Linked DNA regions of Homo sapiens: region 2 is linked to region 1. Evidence: chromatin loops called from intact Hi-C (ENCODE). Cell type or tissue: psoas muscle. All regions are shown on one strand. Each heading gives the region's core, and the rest is flanking DNA. Links, peaks and the distances in the headings are about the cores only. Region 1 overlaps AGBL1 (AGBL carboxypeptidase 1). Region 2 overlaps AGBL1 (AGBL carboxypeptidase 1).

Region 1 (9,712 bases), core at 669-8,668:
AAAAATCACATTTTTGGGTGACCTTTTTAGTTAATTCACAGCTGGGAGAAAATCACACTTAGTGTCTTTCCTGTTAAGAGGTAATTAGACGCTGCTGGTCAGTGCAGTCCTATGAGATGGGCTGTGCGGTGGGGGTGAACAGAAGCAAAATATTGCACTCATCCTTTTGGCCTCTGATTCCCAGCGCCTGGGCCACAGTGGCCATTAAAGGAACGAGATCAGTAAGTGACAACTCAGACTGTGACAAGCAGTGAAATAGAGGTACAATACCCGGGGCAGAGAGGGCTCACTGCAGACCTGGGATTTAGGGAAGGCCTCAGAAGAAGGAACATTTGAATTGAACCTTAAATAATATATGCTAAGCTTCAAAGGAACTGAAATGTACATGCACACGCAGAGAGAGTGGGCAAACTTGATTTCTACAAGAGTCTACTCCTGGATATTCCTATAACAGAGCTAAGTCACACTGCTGCTATCAGGACCCAGTCTTTCCTGCTGATGGGCTTTCCAGACTCACTAGTGTTAGCCACATAACTGTTCTTCCAGAAATGCTGGGTGAAGACGGATCTCAGAGTGTTTTTATTAAAACACTGTGGTCTCCAGTAATATCACTTATTTGTGAGTTTCCCCAGGTGGAAAGGGTCCACAAAATTGGTGGTGTCAGGTACGATTCCCATAAGTAGAAGATGAAAAGAAAGATCCATGAGGTCACATCCAGTCTGTCTCTGGAGGATCAGGGCAGGAGGATTCCGGGATGTGTTTATTTTCTAGCACTCTGTCCACCTCAGACTTACATGTTTACATTTATATAGCACCTTTCCTCAAAGGAAATGACTTCACTCGTGGAAAAGCGAAAGGTCATTTGAAATTTGAGTTACATAGAGAAGCAATAAACTTCACGCTGTCAGGAGGTTGCGCTGAGACTTTGTGAATGATCCTTTGTGGATTGCACCCCATCACTCCCACTTACCTGCTTGCCTGTGTGAGATTTTTGTATGCTATTCCACACTTGTCTGCATGCTGACCTCTCATCTCCCAGACAGCTCCTTTGGCTTCCCCAGTGACCTTAATTATCACCTCATCAAGAATACATATTTAGTGCTTTTAATCTGTCCCCAGAAATCAATCTATCCTCTGCATGCATTACTTTTGTTTAACCCTTTTATCAATTTCCTACCTTGCCCTGCTGCATTTCTACTTTCTGGTTTGAAGTGACTCAGAAATAATCTATCTTCTCATTAGAGCCTCGTAAAAAGGGACTTTGCAACCTGCCAGCTATGTGATTTTTCCACCTCTGAAAGTGAACTTTGAAATGATATTAGCTCCTTTTTTTTTTTCTATAGCATTGCATGACTGGTCTAAATCCGACTTGCCGCCTGCATGTCTCTCTTCACGGCTCTTTTTCAAGTCGCCTGCGTGCTTTGAATATTTCTCTTCAAAGGGAGGGGCTGCTCTTTCCCTCCAGTTAAATCTCTCTATTATTTTCTACTCTCATAGCTATTGCTGCTAAGTTCCTCTGCATCTCTCTTCTCCTCGCTTTCCTGGAATTTGCAACCCTTTCTATTTGGAGTCAGCTAAGAGTTTCTTTTGTGTGAGGTCTTCTTTGCACTTTGGCCATGAATATAAGTGATACTATGACCAAAGGTAACAACTGTGCTTGCAGATTTCATTTGGTTATAGGGCTGTGCTTTTACATCTTCCTTAATTGTTATAATATGTTGATCAAGGATGACTCCTCTGCTATAGAATTCAGGGAAGTGAACTGGGATAGTGAAATGAGTACAGGCTTTGGATTCAACAGATCCTGGTTCAAGTCCTTGCTCTGCCGTTACCAGCCCAAGATTTTGTGTTAGTAAAATAAAGATACTGTAACAAATTATTATAAACAGGATGGCTTGAAAGAAATTTATTGTCTCGCAGATCTGGAGGGCAGGAGTCCCATTCCACATTTCTTGCCTAGCTTCTGGTAGTTGCCAGCAATCTGTGGCATTCCTCGCCTTGTAGCTGCAACACTTCAATCTCTGCCTCCATCTTCACAGGGCCATCTTCTCAGTGTGTCTCTGTGTCTCTCCTCTTCTTGAAAGGATAATAGTCATTGGATCTTAGACTCACTAAAATCCAGTATATCTTGAGATCCTTAATTACATCTGAAAAGACCTTATGTCCAAATCAGCTCACATTTACAGGAACTGGGATTTAGGACTTGGAGATATCGTTTGGAAGGATACTATTCAATGCGATATAGCCTTAGTCAAGTTATTTATTCTCTCTCACACTCAGTTTCCAGAATGGTTGTTGAGAGAAATAAATCATAAAATGTTTAGAAAGCCTCTAGCATCATGGCAGGCATATAGTAAGTGATCAATGAATATTAATTCCCTTTTCCAAAATTTCTATTACTCCTTTGGTAGGACTTTTTAGAAAACAAATACAATCTTGTTTTACAGAGTAGGACATTTTTAGAGATCTAGCGTTACATCACTATATGCAATTAGAAACCAGCTTCCCTCTAAATAATTCATCTGCAAGACAAAGATGAAAACTTTGATAAGAAAGGGGTCAGCCAGGTGTAGTGGCTCATGCCTGTAATACTCGCAATTTGGGAGGCTGAGGCGGGCTGATCACCTGAGGTCAGGAGCTCGAGACCAGCCTGGCCAACATGGTGAAACGTTGTCTCTACTAAAAATACAAAAAAATTAGCTAAGCGTGGTGCTGGGCACCTGTAATCCCAGCTACTCAGGAGGCTGAGTCAGGAGAATCTCTTGAACCAGGAAGGCGGAGGTTGCAGTGAGCTGAGATGGCACCATTGCACTCCAACCTGGGTGACAAGACTGAGACTCCATCTCAAAAAAAAAAAAAAAGGGGGTAGGGGGTCCACACAAAAACCAGACAGGCCTATTTTTTTCAGTCTATAAATATTTACTGAGCAACTACTAAGTACTAAACACTGACCAAAAGAGACCAGTGACCAGTCATCATGGAAAGATATAAAATCGACAATAACACAAAACTATGAAATATAATTTCAAGTAATAGTAAATAAAATAGAGACAAATGAAACAGGATGAAAAGATGGAGCACTTTGAATGGCAGGAGAAATGATGACCTTTGGGAAGGTAACATTTAAGGCAAGTTCTGGATAAAGTGAGGGGTCATCCCATGCAAGGGACTGGGGGACACACGTTCTAGACCAGCAATCCTCAACCATTTTGGCACCAGGGACTGGTTTCACAGAGGACAATTTTTCCACAGACTACGGGTGGGGCATACTTTCAGGATGATTCAAGGGCACTGTTTACCGTGTACTTTATTTTTATTAATATTACATTGTAATATATTATGAAACAATTATACAACTCACCATAATGTAGAATCAGTGGGAGCCCTGAACTCATTTTCCTGTAACTAGACAGTCCCGTCTGGAGGTGATGAGAGACAGTGACAGATCATCAAGCATTAGATTCTCAAAAGGAGCATGCAGTGCAGCCTAGATCCCTCAAGTGCACAGTTCACAATAGGGTTCGCACGCCTATGAGAATCTAATGCCACCACTGATCTGACGGGAGATAGTGCTCCAGCAGTAATGCAAGCGATGGGAGGTGCCTGTAAATACAGATGAAGCTTCACTCTCTCACCCTCCACTTACCTCCTGCCTAACAGGCCATGCAGCGGTATCAGGTGGGGACCCCTGTTCTAGAGAGAAGGAATCGCAAGTGCAAAGCAGGACAGTCAGGGTGTGTAAGGCAGTGGGGTATGGGGACGGGTTTGGAGGAAGGCAGGAGCTCAATCATGTAGAGCCTGGTTGGCCAGGGTTGGGATGGGGCCATCATAAATGCTGGATGGGATCCAGTGTGGCTGGCAGAGCACAGGGTTTGAGGGCAACAGCTACTGCTAGCTGTGATTCAGAAGGGCAGTCTGCAGTGTGAATTGAGACCACTGTGGCTGGTTCTCCAGACACTGGTACAGCTGTCTAGGATATGCAGAACTTTTGCCTCGTTTTCCAACTCTAGGTTCTCTCTACTGCCATTCTCTTTGTTCACTACCCAAACTGTCCTCCAACCACAGGAATGTCACCAGCTCTGGATGCTTGTTCTTGCTCTCTTTATTTTATTTTTGTTATCTGATAGAAGCAGACAGTAATACTCTGAGATACTTCTAGGAACCAGTATATGACAAGAGATGCATTTCACCCTGTCAGTTCCTCCAGCACAAATGACATGATAGTGCTTTTCTAAATAATTTTGCAATAATTCGAAATCCTGTTCCTCCAACACAAATGACATGACAGTGATTTTCTAAATAATTTTACAATAATTCCAAATCCTGTTAAATCAGTGCATACACTTCTGTGGATTTTACTGTCTATTCACCTGAAATTAAATTCTGGTGGGCTTTGCTGCACAGTTCACCTAGAAGAGGCACAATTAGATGCAATCTCATTCTAGTCTGACACTGCTGTGCTAAATACTTTCATTAAAAACTATTTTCTCAAAGAATAAAAGCAAGCATAAAAAATAAAACTAGGGGCCTTTCCATAAGAGAAAGAATAGAGATTGAGAGGAATGGGAGGAAGGGATACTGAGTGAAGAAAAGCTAAACAAAAGCATGGAAAGTCAAAGAAGCACACACATGTGTGAATAGCATCATCTAATTGTCCTATAATGAATTGTCCTATGTCAGAGCATGCCTGTCAAATTCTTCTAAACTTCTCTAGGCAGGCTTAGAAAGGTAATAATATTCTAGTTCTCATTATTGGGAAGTCACAATCAAGAGCAAGTGAATTGAATGTTAAAAGTATGAGTCTAGCTGATATTGATAGATCAAATGTAATACAACAGCATGTGACACTTATTAGCCTTTTGGTCAAGCTATTGGGCATGGAACACATTCAACATGCAGTAACATTTATTGAGCACCTACAGTATACAGTGCCATGGTTTGAGTAAGGGCTCTGTGGAATGGAAGACATATCCTCTGTCCTCCAGAAGTGTTCAATATCGATTCTGAGTCATTTCCTGTGGCCTTCACTTTTTCAGTTCTTCATATCTACTTTCTTGGAAGGTATTCTCAATTAAGGCCCAAAAGGCTGCACATAAATTTAATTAAGGCTGGAAGTGGTGCTAGACAGTGGAGGAGCAGTGAGCCTGAGCTGCAGCCAAAAGGAGGAATAATCCACTAACTCAGGAGAGCACCCTTTCTTCCCCAGCAAATGCCCAGTGCACTCTTTATTAAGGGACACTGTGCTGTGATGAGCTGACCTGGCCACAGGGTGTCACAACTGCCCCAGGGACTCCTCTACAAACTCAGGAGGGAGACAAGGTCTGAAAGGTCAGACACCAGCAGCTTGTCGTTCCCTCTCCTGCCCACATTGCCAAGTGAGTCAGCCCTGAGTCAGCCCAGCTGCTCAAAAATCATCTAGAATGTCACGGCTGCCAGGGCCTGACAGAATGCCTTCAGAGCTGCTTACCAGGCTCTGTGTGGCTCTTGGTCTAACGGAGGGGATCGACATTTTGGCAGTGCCCGTGAGTGAGATGAAGGACTGGTGACAGCCCCACACCCACGCAGCACCGGCTCCCTCATAGACCTCCAGTCATTCGACCAGGTTTGTTCCTGGAAGGATCTGCATCATTTATTTGGAGAAGGACCAGGCAGGGGGTCAAGAGACAATGATTTTAGTGTCGGCTCTGCCTCCTTCAAGTTGGGGACCTTCAGCCACTGAATCCACAGAGATGGGCCTCAGTTTCCCAATCTGTAAAATGAAGGTGGATCCTTTCAACTTCTGAACATTAATGAAGGATTGGCCATGTCTTATTTGGTTAGACATTTCAATTACTTTCTCTTTTTTTGGCTCTGACAGCCTCCAAGGTAGAAGAAATTAGCGTTTTTTTTTTTTTGTTTTTGTTTTTTTTTTTTTTTACAAACACAGAAACTGAGGGCCTGTGAGACTAAAAGAAGGTAATCAAAAGAGAATACAGAGGAGACATTTTAATCCAGATCTGTCCAGATTAATCCCACTGTAATTGGGGTGTTCATTTACAAACTACACACAAATGTTTTGTGACTCCTGGGAACTGAGTTTCAGACATGATGAGATGAAAGACACAGAGAATATATTTGAATAAGTCTCATAAAAAGTAAATTCTGGATCTTTGGGATAGAAGCTAAGGGATATTTGTGAATCAAATGGTAGTAGCAAAATGGGTCAAGAATGGCAGGTAAAGGATAAACAGAAGAGAAACACATTTTAATAATACTCAACCAATATTTATTAAGTTTCTCCCCTGAAAAAGTTATTGTTCAGGGCAGCAAAAGACATGCAACCCTAGAGGCAGCTGAGAATCCAGCCATGCCAATATCCGAATGCAAATAAAAGCAAGAAAAAGCCAGGAAAAAGACAAGCAAAGTACTGCAGGATTCAATCAAGAATCGAATGAAGAAGCTGTATCCCATTGGTGGAACTTGGAAGGCACCAAGGAGAAAGTTTCAATTGAGTCATAAAGAATAGTAGAGTATCAACAGGTAATAACACAAAGGATGAGCTAGCTGGAAGAAAGAGATGCATGAACAGAAGTCAGGAAAAAAAGGGTTGCATTTGATTGTGGAAGACAGTGTAGCAATTCCTCAAAGTCCTAAAGACAGAAATACCGTTCGACCCAGCAATCCCATTACTGAGTATATACCCAAAGGAATATAAATCATTCTATCATATAGACACATGCATACGTGTGTTCATTGCAGCACTATTCACAATAGCAAAGACATGGAATCCACCTAAATGCCCATCAACGATAAACTGGATAAAGAAAATGTGGTATATATACACCATGGAATACCATGCAGCTGTGAAAAAGAACGAGACCATGTCCTTTGCAGGAACATGGATGGAGCTGGAGGTCATTATCCCTAGCAAACTAATGCGGTAACAGAGAACCAAACACAGCACGTTCTCACTTTAAGTAAGTGGGAGCTAAATAGTGAGAGCACATGAGAGGAACAGCACACACTGGGGCTTTTTGGAGGCTGCAAGGTGGGAGGAGGGAGAGGAGCAAGAAAAATAACTAATGGGTACTAGGCTTAATAGCTGGGTGACAAATAATCTGTACAACAAACCTTCATGACACAAGTTTACCTATGTAACAAACCTGCATGCATACCCCTGAACTTAAAACTTGTTTTTTTTTAAGAAAAGAAAGGGTTACATTTGGAGAACAGTGAAGACTATTCTGTTGAAGTGTGTAGGGGACATAGGATTGGAAAAGTTCCTCTGAAATCATATTGTGGAGAGCCTTCCTAAAAGACAATTTTGAGATTGGTGGACAATGGAGAACCAATACAAGAGTAATATACTTTTCTTTTTTTTTTTTTTTTTTTGAGACAAAGTCTTACTCTGTCCCCCAGGTTGGAGTGCAGTGGCACAATCTTGGCTCACTGCAACCTCTGCCTCCCAGGTTCAAGCAATTCTCCTGCCTCAGCCTCCAGTGTAGCTGGGACTACAGGTGCCTGCCACAACGACCAGCTAATTTTTTTTTTTTTTAGATGGAGTTTTGCTCTTGTTGCCCAGGCTGGAATGCAATGGCGCAATCTTGGCTCACCGCAACCTCCGCCTCCTGGGTTCAAGTGATTCTCCTGCCTCAGCCTCCTGAGTAGCTGGGATTACAGGCATGCGCCACCACCCCCAGCTAATTTTGTATTTTTAGTAGAGACAGGGTTTCTCCATGTTGGTCAGGCTAGTCTCGAACTCCCGACCTCAGGTGATTCGCCCACCTCAGCCTCCCAAAGTGCTGGGATTGCAGGTGTGAGCCACTGTGCCCTGCCTGATATAATTTTTATAAAGAAGTTTTTGCCTATTGTCTGGGCATGGATGCTGGAACAGGAGATGGGATGCCAGAGGAGAGGTTAGTAAAACAGTCCTTAAAATAATCTGGTGGCAGAGGTGAGAATGAGGAGGTGTTAGAGATACCAAGGTACAAATGTGAAGACTTGGCCTCTGATTAAACACAGGTTCTGGAGTATTAGAGACAGGGCAAACAGATGGTGGAGTTTTTAAGCCTCAGTGGGAAAACGAAGGTGCTGTTAGGATAAGCAGAAATATCATAATGAGTGGCAAATTCCAAAAAGCTTACAAGAGGAAATACATAAAGAGAAAAGAAGTATACAAATGGAACATTGGGAAGAATTTATGTAATGCAGTGAAAGAAAGAAAGTAAAGCTAATGAAAAAGAGAAACCAGCAACCAGGGTATACAGTTAGGAAGGAAGAGAGAGTTCCTTGAAGAAAGCAGCAGGGTCAGTAGTGGCAGGGACCTCAGGGGTTGAGAAGGATTGAGACAAAGCCTTTGGAAATGCTGTGATGAGTGCTGTTTTCACATCTTTGCCATTTTCTCTGAACATAGAGAAATTCTGTCTGTGCCTGTGTATTTGTAGCCTCCAACACAGCGTCCTGCCCATCAAAGGCGCTCAATGAATATTTCCTGAATGGAGAAAGGAAAACACAGACACGGGGCTGTTTAGGAGAGCTGTAGGCATGGAAACAAAGGTGTTAAGAGGGAGTGCCTTCTGAGTCTTGCAGGTGTCCTCTGTCTTTCCAAATAGTTCTGGGGAGAAGGCAGTTCTGGGCTAGTGCAGTCCTTCCAGACCTTGAGCATGCATCAAAATCACCTGTGGGTTTGTTACATAGCTTGCTGGGCCCCACCCCTAGAGTTTTCGATTTGTAATAATAGGTCTGAAGTGAAGCCCCCGCATTTCCATTCAAACAGGTTCTTGGATGGTGCGGAGGCCACAGGTTCAGTGATCATGCTTTGAGAACCCCTAGGCATGTGAAAATATCCCTGTATATTCAGTTAGGAGACATAGTTTGAGTCCCAACTCCTTATTGGCTCTTTGCCTTGAGGTATTTCTCTCTGCCTATTTTCTCATATGCAAGATGAGGGTCTTACCTAGAACATAGCACTGATAGGCGCGTTGAATGAAATCTCAGTACTTGTCTAAAACATGTTTATTGAACTAATTTTTTTTCTTTAAAAAAATTTTTGGCTGGGCGCAGTGGCTCATGCCTGTAATCCCAGCCCTTTGGGAGGCCGAGGTGGGTGGATCAGGAGGCAAGGAGATCGAGACCACCCTGGCTAACATGGTGAAACCCCACCTCTACTAAAAATACAAAAAATTAGCCAGGCGTGGTGGTGGGCGCCTGTAGTCCCAGCTACTTGGGAGGCTGAGGCAGGAGAATGGCATGAACCCGGGAGGCGGAGCTTGCAGTGAGCAGAGATTGCACCACTGAACTCCAGCCTGGGAGACAGTGAGACTCCATCTCAAAAAAAAAAGTTTTTTGTTTGAAATTTGATTTATTTTTAAATGTCTTCAGCTTTACCGAGGTACAATTGACAAATAAAATGTATACAGTATATTAAAGGTGTACAACAAGATGTTTGATATACATTGGGAAAGAGTCATCACAATCAAGCTAATTAATATGTCAGTCACCTTACATCGTTAACTTTTTTGTGTATCTGATGAGAACACTTAAGATCTGGTCTCAGCAAATTTCGAGTATACCATAGCTTCTTATTAGCTATGGTCACCATGCTGTACATTAGGTCTCCAGAATTTACTCATTTTATAGCTGTAACATTTACAGCTGACTAACATCTTCCCATTTTCTCCACCCTCCAGCTCCTGGTAACCACCATTCTACTTGGTTTCTATGAGTTCAACTT
Region 2 (9,712 bases), core at 559-8,558, 250 kb after region 1:
CAGGAGAATCGCTTGAACCTGGGAGGCAGAGGTTACAGTGAGCTGAGATAGAGCCACTGCACTCCAGCCTGGGCGACAGAGTGAGACTCCGTCTATAAATAAATAAATAAAAAGAAAGTACTTTCTATGCCAGTTACAAATCCATAATGATATGTTTAGCAATCCTGTTTTTTATTTATCCTTTCCTTCTCAGAAATTCAATAGCAGACTTAGTTATATATACACAGCCAATGTGAAGACACTTATTCTCAAACATGCAAATGTTATACACGTCATCTTGCTTCCCTCTACCTATTGTCAGCCTTCAGTCACAGTGTCTACCAGACAAGTCATTTCTAATTAGAGAGGAATCTGGCATCTGTCTTTGTGATTATACTCTTTCAGCTCCAATTTGCTGCCAAACCCCAGGTCTCCACAGGTGGGAACTGAAGAAAAAAAGCATTTTTCACTGGTGGTTTCTTTTCAAAGGTAAAGTTTTCATCTCTGCAGGAGCAATTAATTTTTCCTGTTTAAAATGACAGACAAAAGTCTTATCTTTTGCTTTTCACTTGAAGAGCTTGGGGAAGGCAGTGTGGGAGCAAAGGCATGTTGGTTTTTCCTATTTCCCTGCTGAGCCAGATGAGTTGATTTCTGAGCAAATTCTCGGTATTATATAAAGGGGTTAGTAATCTGGTTAGATACCATTGAATGCCATAAGATATTAATAATGAGAATAAAAATTTTAAGAATCGACTTTTGTTCAGCGCTTTCAAAGATGTTTGAAAAATCTCCACTCCACAATGATAATGTCCAGTTTTCTTCCCTGATACAATCTGAAAGTTTTTGTCCCCATGAAAGACTTACATATTGAAATTCCAGGCCCCAAGTTGATGGTATGGAGAGGTAGAACCTTTGGGGAGTGGGGCCTTCATGAATGAGATTAGTGCCCGTATAACAGAGGCCCTAGAGCAATCCTTTGCCCATTCCACCATGTTAGGACACAGCTAGATGGTGCCATTTATGAATCAGGATATGAGCCCTCACCAAACACCACATCTTATCTTGGACTTTTCAGCCTCCAGAATTGTGAGAAGTAAATCTCTGTTGTTTAATAAGCACCCCAATTTATGGTATTTTGCTATTGCTATCTGAACAGACTAAGAAACTAAATATTACTACCTCTTTTGGTGGTAGTAATATTTTTTGCCTTCAGCATAATAGAAACTATAGAATGGAACTCAAGATACAATAGTCTTTATGATCTTAACAGTAGTAGTTATAATAGAAAGAACAGTGGACTTGGAGGCAAGACCTAGGTTCAAAACTTGGCTCTATTACCTATTAAGCCTGTGAGTCATTTACTATATCTTTTCTCAGTTTTTAAATCTCTGTAATGGGGACAATACTTCCCATAACCACCTGACACATATGAGGTGAGGGTCAAGTCTGATTCAGCTATGGAAGTGCTTTGTTAATCATAAAACCTAATATAACTGCCTGCATTATTTCCTATAATATCATGAAAAAGGCTTCTATGGAGAGCCAAAATTATGTCAATATTTTCCAATCCATTCCACAGGGCATGGTAACTGTCCCAAGAGTTGCTTAAATAAAAGAAAAAAATAAAAACTATCTAGACAGTCAGATTTTTAAGAAAAATTATGGTGCTATGCTTCTCAACTTCAATTACTTTATGTGCAAAATGTAGTAAAAGGACCTGCCCCAAGATTGTTGTGGGTGGGACACACACACACACACACACACACACACCCTGGGGCCAGTAACCTATGCATAATAAATACTAAATTATGTTCGTTTCTCCCCATTACACTGTTGAGAGCCTCACCCACTCTGGCTCCCTTCTAGTTTGAGCAAAGGCCCTGGTTCTTATTGAAGGAGTACCAGAGTGGGTACCTGAGCCCCTGCCACAGCACCTGGGAAATAACAGCTGCTAGTTGAGCACCAGATGATCCAGAGTTAGGAAAATCCCTCTATGTGGAGTAAGGCACAGGAGGAAGAAGAAATGGGGACATTCTTTGTTCCCCTCACTGACCTGGGATTAACCTTTAGAACAGAATTTCTCAAATACTTTTAAATGTAACCCCATATTATGAGTACTTTTTATGCAGTGGCCCAGTATATATAAAGAGCACAACACATATGAACCAGACATATGCTACTTTCTATTCCTTTAATCCTATTACTTTTAAAAATAGGATTTTAGGACACACTAATTGGTAGCAGTCCAACAGTTCAAAAATGCCACTGTAGAAGGTCTCCCGGCATGACCTCCAACCTCATAACTTTTCTGGGCACTCCCTAAGGTGTGCCCTTAGGGACCTGACAAGTGACAAACTGACTATTAATTGTTTTGCAGTTCAGAAAACAAAGAGATCATAACCAGGACCATGGGTTTAGAGGAGCTAAAAAATACAGAACAGAAAAAAATATAACTTGTTTTTCTTAGATGCTTTGTTCATGACCCCCAGAGAAAACGTGTCACAATTTCTCTTCCCTGTAAATGCTAAGAATCTTTTAATAACAATAAAAGGGTGAAATCCATCTTAGGCCCCCCACACCCTGCTCAGGGCAGGCACTTCATCATGCTCTGCCACTGTCACCATAAATAAGATCTAGGTCTTACAAATGTGTCTGCTACCTGGGACAAGCCCAGAGCCAGATCACATCTTACTATCCAGAACGTGGTTGACAAATGTACCAGTTTCCCTTAGACACACAGCATATTCCTTGCTGCAGTGTAATTGGATTTTTTTTAAAAAACTTTTTACTAGAAGATTCCATAGAAGAGGAACAGATGAGTGAGCGGTTGGGATCAGCGTTGAGCCTCATAACTTTCTCTTCAGTGTCTGACTTGCATCTGTTCAAGTAGGTCTGTTTTATTAATGCTTACTGGCCTACAGCTATAGCCATAATATTAAAGATACAATGTTAGCACAGCACTGACACATAGATTGTTTTCCATAGGAAAGAAATTAATGTTTGCATAGGATATTGAACCCCTGGCTTTCCTCCAACTTTCTGGCCTCCATGTTCAAAGGCTGGATTAAAGATACAGATTACAAAGGGGCTCCTATTACCATTGAGAATGGGGTAGAGATCAATGAAAGTTAACCATTACGAATGGGGTAGAGATCTGTGAAAATTAACCATTAAGAATGGGATAGAGATCAATGAAAGCTAGACTAGGGGTCTAAGGCTGAGATACCACCTCACCTCAATGTGAGACCAGACTTCCTCTGCATTGATCAATCCTCAAGCATCAGGTAATCCATATGGACTAGCAGGTACTTGGTAAAGAAGGAAACAAAGTGATCCCTTGACTCATAAAACATCCAAACAGCTTTGTCAGGCAGGTGGCAGAATTTCATTTGTCATAAATGCTGGGGTCCTTTTGTCACTAAGAATAAGAGAATGTAGCCACCTCAAGTTTGATCGAGGCCAACATTTATGCTCAAAATATTGTAGGGTGGAACATTTAAATTCAGTTTCTACATAGCTGCCATCCTGTATACCAAGGACTCTGAAACCCCAGCCCAGGAGGCCCTTCTAAGCAGATGAGAACAATGAGAGTCTCAAACACAAGGGAAGGCGGGGGTTGAATGGGAAGGTCACAACCCAGTAACCTGGTCTGTGCTTCGGGGCAGGACTCCAGACAGATGAATAGAGAGGGCCTTAGAAACCAGAGGCCAGGTGGAGGGAAAGCTGCACCGATGGAGGGCATTCAGAATTGGGAGCCAGGGGACTGGAGGTGATACTGCTGCTGACTCCCCGAGATGTTCAGACTAGATGCTGCTGATAAAAGAAAACTGACTCCTCAGGAACTCCCTCTCCTGCGGGAACAAGTTCCTCTTGGGATTGGTTGCCATGAGTTCTGGGTCAGAGGGAGATTAGTCTGTGGCTGACCAGCCTGATTATGGTTTTCTTCTGGAGCTGGGCTTGGCAAAGTTATTCTGCAAAGAGTAGTAAGTATTTTTAGCTTTGTAGGCCATAGGCTCTGTCTTGCTATCATTCAACTCTGCCCTTGTAGCACAAAAGCAGCCACAGACAATACATGAACACTGGGTATGGCTGCATTCCAAAACAAGAAAATATATATTTACAAAAACAGGCAGTGGGCCAGATTTGCCTTGCAGAATGTAGTTGGCTGAGCACGTGTACTTTGGGCTCCCTAAGTCCTGGTTTCCTCATTTCTAAAATGGAATAATGATACCTATCTCTAGGGTTGTTGAAAGGTTTGAATGAATGGATGCATGCTAATCCTGCAGCATTATGCGTGGCACAATAATAAAAATAACAATAGCAATACAATCCGTATTGTCATTATTATTATTTTCCCATTCCTGGTCTAGGAAAAAGCATTCAGAGATCAATTCTGCCCACTCATCTCACTCACTGCACTTAATGAGCTCTCTTCTCAGATCCATATAAGATAGGGTATATGGGTCAATTATCAAATTCCAACCTTTCTCTGTTCAAATGCATAAAAGCCCCATAACCAATCCCTGCCCACTCTTCCTGTGCTCACTGAGATCTTGTCTAGCTCATTCTTCTGCAGGCATCCTGGCTGCCACTCAACAATGGACTTACTAAGAAAACCTGAGTCATAGTACCCCAACCTGGATGGAAAGAGTATGACAGGTGCCCAGCCCTGCCCCATTTTCTAAGTGGATAGCACCAAACTGAAGGGATTGCTAAACAGTGTGTCACTAGTCTTGGCCGGCATGCTCTTCCATGCAGAAGAGATTGGGCAGATAACCATCTCTTCTGGAGGATATTAAGTTGTGTTCTTGGAGATGAGAGGATGAACTCAGTTGACCTCTTAGGACAGACTTTCTTGTCAAAGGATACTTGGAATCTCTCCTTCCTGTTACCGCTGGGGAAGGGATAAGTAGAAGGTAATGAAGCATGAGCCTCCCCTACAGGAAGGAAACACACTAGGCATCTCCAAGTCCAGTTAGAACTTTGCCATCCACTGTAAGCAGGCTCACCCTCTGACCCTGGGAGACAATGAGATTTATCTATATCTTGTAACCATCAGTGATTAGAAACACATCCAGACAAAGAAGCCCAAGGGACACTTACTGCTCCATAATTTAACAGCTTCTCTCCGGACACTCCTTTGGATTATTTAAATTGCATTTTTTTCCAAGATACCGTGACCTCCCCATCTCATGAAGTGTGTTTACCAACCTTCTTCTCTCTTCTCACATTCTTCTTTCTCCCTAAGGTCAAAGCTAAAAATGGTGACATTTCTAATGACACATGTCTGTGTTTTAAAACGGAGTTACCCCCATCATGGATAACCCAGCCTCCACATCCACCTCATGTTGATGTTGAGGAAAAACAAAGAACACTGGAAAGTGTAAACTGCGTCTGTTCTGGAACAGAAAATACCTCCAAGAGGGACTGATTTCCACATGGAGTTTAGTAGCTCAGCGATGCCACCCACAAAAGCAGATCCTGTGTTTGCTTTTGTGTCATGAGACTCTGGAGACAGAATGAAGACATGCTTTTATGCATGCAGTATGATTTTGTGATTAGGGTTTTGTTCCTGGGCTGGGCTTGACAAAGTTCTTCTGCAAAGAGTAGTAAATATTTTAATCTTTGCAAGTCATAGGGTCTGTCTTGCTATCATTCAACTCTGCCCTTGTAGCACAAAGGCAGCCACAGACAATACAATGGGCATGGCTGCATTCCAAAACAAAACCTTTGTTTACAAAAACAGGCAGTGGGCCAGATTTATGTTGCAGAATGTAGTTGGCTGACACCTGTTCTGGAGAAAAATACTCTTTTCTCCACAAGGCCATCCCTCCTATCCATCAAGCTTCTTGTTCATGGCCCAGTGCGGGTGCTCCTCGGTACTTCTATTTTCCTCCTTTCTCCTTCGCTTTTCTTTCTCTGCTCCTTTCTTTGTTTCTCTCTTCTATATCTTCAATCTCTTTCTGTTTTTCTTGTAAAGCACTTGCCCACCACATTGTAATGTAATCATCTGCACCCAGATCTGTCCTCTACTGGACTTCCTTAAGGCTCTGTTTCTGAGAGTTTGTAGTTTTCTGCAATGCTTTATAGGCAGTAGGTGCTCGTTCAATGTTAGCTAATCAGCCTGCTCAACTGGGACATTTTACTCCTTTTCCTGAATGCCTGGTCTTCCTCCCATAACCTCCACAGCAGCTGTGTTTCAGGAGCAGCTCCTCCTCTCTGTTTGGAGCTCTCAGTGTTGGAGGAACAGCCACTGGGATGGGATTCTCTGAGTCCAGGAACCTTCAGCAGCTGGTCCCCGCCTGAAGAGAGAGCTGCTGTTCCAGTTCACAGCACACCTGGTTGTGACAGGAGAACAAAGGAGCCCTGGCAGGAGCATGAGTCAGACCAAGAGGGGGCGAAAGCCTTTTGGTGAAGGTCCCAGAAGGCAGAAGTCTTTTCATAGGGCTCGGGTCAGAGGTGTTCCACCCAAGAGGATGTCTGGCAGGTGGCAGCTTCCTTTCTGCACTCTTGCCCCATTCATCCTCTCTTTGGCCCTCATCTCTTCAAGAGAAGGACTCCTTCCTCCTGTTTTGCAAAATGACTAATTTTCATTTATGCCAATCTAGTTGACAGACCCAGGTCAACGCAGGGCTAAGGTAAGTGTCTGACTTCACAAGCCCCTGGGGCAGCAGCTCCTCTGATGGTTATAAAGAGCTGCTCAGGGGATGTTGGGCCTCCCCACATGGTCTTTTTTTGGGAAAGAACTTACCTGCTGAGTGTGCATCTTAGAGGCCTGCTGTGCTTTTGGCTCCAGAAATGGTGTCATCTGGGGCTTGGCCTGAGTCCAGGTTGCTCTTGGTCTCCTTCAGTGAGACATTTCCCCCTCCCACTCCTCCTTGCCCTCTTGCTAGTTTCACAGATGCACCAACACATCCATTTTTAATCTGACCAAATCAATTACAAATGTTACAGATTGTAATTACCGAAGGAACTCCCAAAAACTAATTATGTAATATGCAATCCCCACAATAAATTACACCTTTCCTTTGGCTTGATGTTCCAGAAAACTGTTTTCTGAGGAGGCAGAGAAAGTGTTGCTCATCTCTGCCAGGGATGCTCACGAAACGGCTCTTTATTTAGCTCCGCTGCATGTTTGTGGGTGTTTGTCAGAGGTGGCCACAGGCTTCGTGCCAGGGCTCTGGGCAGCAGCCACATCATCTTTTGCCACCATAGGGGATGTTGCCAGAATACCCATGGGACCATGTCTTCTTGTCATTCCACCACCAAGAGAAACTTCAGTTTCCTTGGGCAAAAATCTGGGAGTTCTGGTAACGGAAAGCAAATAGCAGATGCAGGAGATGCTTAAAAAGGAAAGAGAAGCAATGTGTTAACCTTGGCCTGAGACTAGTGGAGTCCTGTTAAGTGATGGATCACTAGAGCGTTCCTCAGCAACAGTGCCTGTCAGAGAAGAAATCCAGAGCCGACATTTACATTTTTCTTTTCTTGTTTTCTTTTCACTATCATCAGACAATGGAATCTCCGAGCTTGCTGAATCTCAGCTTTAGGTACCAATAAAGGCTTTCCTTGACCTAAATGCATTTGAAAATCACACTATAAAATTATGTCAGTGATAAAGTAAGAAATTCACTCATTTAGAGGACTCATAGCCTCAGAGTTGCAGACCCTTCACTGGGAGCTGCCATTCATGTGAAATGCTATTCATAACTCTTAATAAAATAATCAGGATTAAAGGGGAAACAGGGAGCAAACTTGTAAACATCTCAGGCATGGAGCAGGGGATGGAGAAGTTTAGGAACAATTGCTTATGTCAGGAGGGCCAAGGAAGGCTGACAGAAAAGAAAACGTTCTTTGAGTCTCAATAGTAGTGAGAGGGTTCCCAGTGAGGAGTGAGCTTGGGGTTTTTCCTGTGTGTCTATGTATGCACGGGGGTGGTATGTGTATGTGGCAGTGACTATGTGTGCATATACATGTGCACATGCAGATGTGAATTGTGTGCATGTGTGTATGCATGTGTGTGGATGTGAGTGGGTGTGGATGTGAGTGTGTACATGTGTGCATTTCTGCATTTGTATATGTGTTGCTGGGTATGGGTGTGTGTGCATATGTATGTGGGTGTACATGTGTGTATATGCCTCTGTGTGTGTGTGCACGTGTGTGTGTGTATAGGGACATCAAAACACACAAGATAAGAACCCTTTACTCTTCTCCTGCAGCCTTGGCCTTTACTTCCCTGTTACAGCCTCCGTGGTTCTTACTGTAGATTCCCATTGAACTGACCGCCTCCTCTCCTAGGAGGGCCAGGGGAGGGGGCGTCTGTGTGTTCTTCAGGTGCACACCCAGCCCTGAGCCTGCCTCCTGGTAAGTGCTAGCTCAGTGTCTGCAGAGCGGTGGAACTGCACCCCACACTGATGGGATGGGGGACAGTTAGTGTGCATGGCGGGCAGTTCTCATCTCACCTCCTTCCTCACCAGACATGCTAAGTTCCATTTTGCAACATGGGGAGTCTAGGTTTTGTCACTTGTTTTTTGAGCATTTGTTTTTAAGACAGAAATGCAATTTTTTGAATTAGCATGGACCCAATTCTGGCATATAGAATAAAGTCTATAGAAATCTGAAGAAACTTTTCTTTTTTCAAAATTCTTGACATCGGAAGAAACCTCGTGGAATGCTCTCAGTGTCTTTTACTGCAAACCTCCACATCCTCCTGGTGATTCTCACGTTCTCGCCTCTCATGTCCACTTGGTAATCTGTCATTTTAGTTTGGAAATGATTCAGGAACCTACTCAATCTCTCTTTGTAAAGCTGCTTTTATGAAAACAGTCATTCCTCCTTGCCTGTGTCACCACAAAATTGCTAGCTTGGTTTCTTTTTCCATTTCCCTTATTTCATTCTGTACACCTTGCCGAGGTTACTGTATTACTCTGTCTTGTACTGGTATAAAGAAATACCTTTACATGGCCAGGGGAGGAGGAAGATGGCAGAGGGGGTAGTGCTATTTATTTATTTATTTAAGATAGGGTCTCACTGTGTCACGCAGGCTGGAGTGCAGTGGGGTGCTCTCAGCTCACTGCAACCTCCGCCTCCCGGGTTTTAAGCAATTCTCCTGCCTCAGCCTCCCAAGTAGCTGGGATTACAGCTGTGTGCCACCACGCCCGACTAATTTTTGTATTTTTAGTAGAGATGGAGTTTTGCCATGTGGGCTAGGCTTACATACTTTTAAATAAACAGATCTCATGAGAACTCACTCACTAGGTAGTACCAAAAGGGGATGGTGGTAAACCATGAGAAACTGTCCCCACGATCCAATCGCCTCCCACCAGCGCCCACCTCCAACACTGGGGATTATAACTGAACATGAGATTTGGTGGGGACACAAATGCAAACCATATCGGTTACCTTTCAGTAAGAAGATCTACTTGCATTAAATGGGAAACTATGAAATTGCCCGTATCCAACCTCTCTTGACCTGCAAAAATTCGCGGTCTAACACAGGTCACCATGACACGGCTACCTAGTTCTCGAGTCTGTGTTGGCCTCTCATGACAATGGTTTTTTGAGAAGAACTTGCTGTACTTTGTTTCCTAATCACTTCCTCAGAATTAAATAAGTGGGGTGGTATCCAAAATCTCACGTCCCATCGATGTCATTTGCTGGGTAACCAACAGTGAAGATCAGATATTTACCTCTGAAATGCGATGTTCAAATCAAATAATAAAACATCTCTATGTAC

The links. Hi-C counts contacts between places; a loop is a spot of excess contacts. Peaks named below come from ENCODE experiments on the same cell type or tissue, not always from the same donor. Only the 100,000 strongest peaks of a DNase experiment are listed, where the experiment ranks them.
Region 2: a loop joins it to region 1, with 10 times the contacts of the local background. A loop is called at or near these places in 7 of 110 quality-filtered maps.

The regions. Positions count from the first base shown.
Region 1 is chr15:86,619,485-86,629,196 of GRCh38, forward strand. All of the region lies in intron 21 of AGBL1 (AGBL carboxypeptidase 1), which reads left to right. Among named protein-coding and RNA genes, the nearest start is that of AGBL1-AS1, 310 kb to the left of the region's middle. In psoas muscle, for the core only: a CTCF peak has its summit at 5,270 (motif pointing right); a DNase peak (open chromatin) is centred at 5,387; H3K4me3 peaks cover 322 bases; H3K27ac peaks cover 1,360 bases.
Region 2 is chr15:86,872,661-86,882,372 of GRCh38, forward strand. The region is part of intron 22 of AGBL1 (AGBL carboxypeptidase 1); the gene reads left to right. Among named protein-coding and RNA genes, the nearest start is that of AGBL1-AS1, 560 kb to the left of the region's middle. In psoas muscle, for the core only: a CTCF peak has its summit at 4,921; DNase peaks (open chromatin) are centred at 4,631 and 7,141; H3K27ac peaks cover 1,595 bases.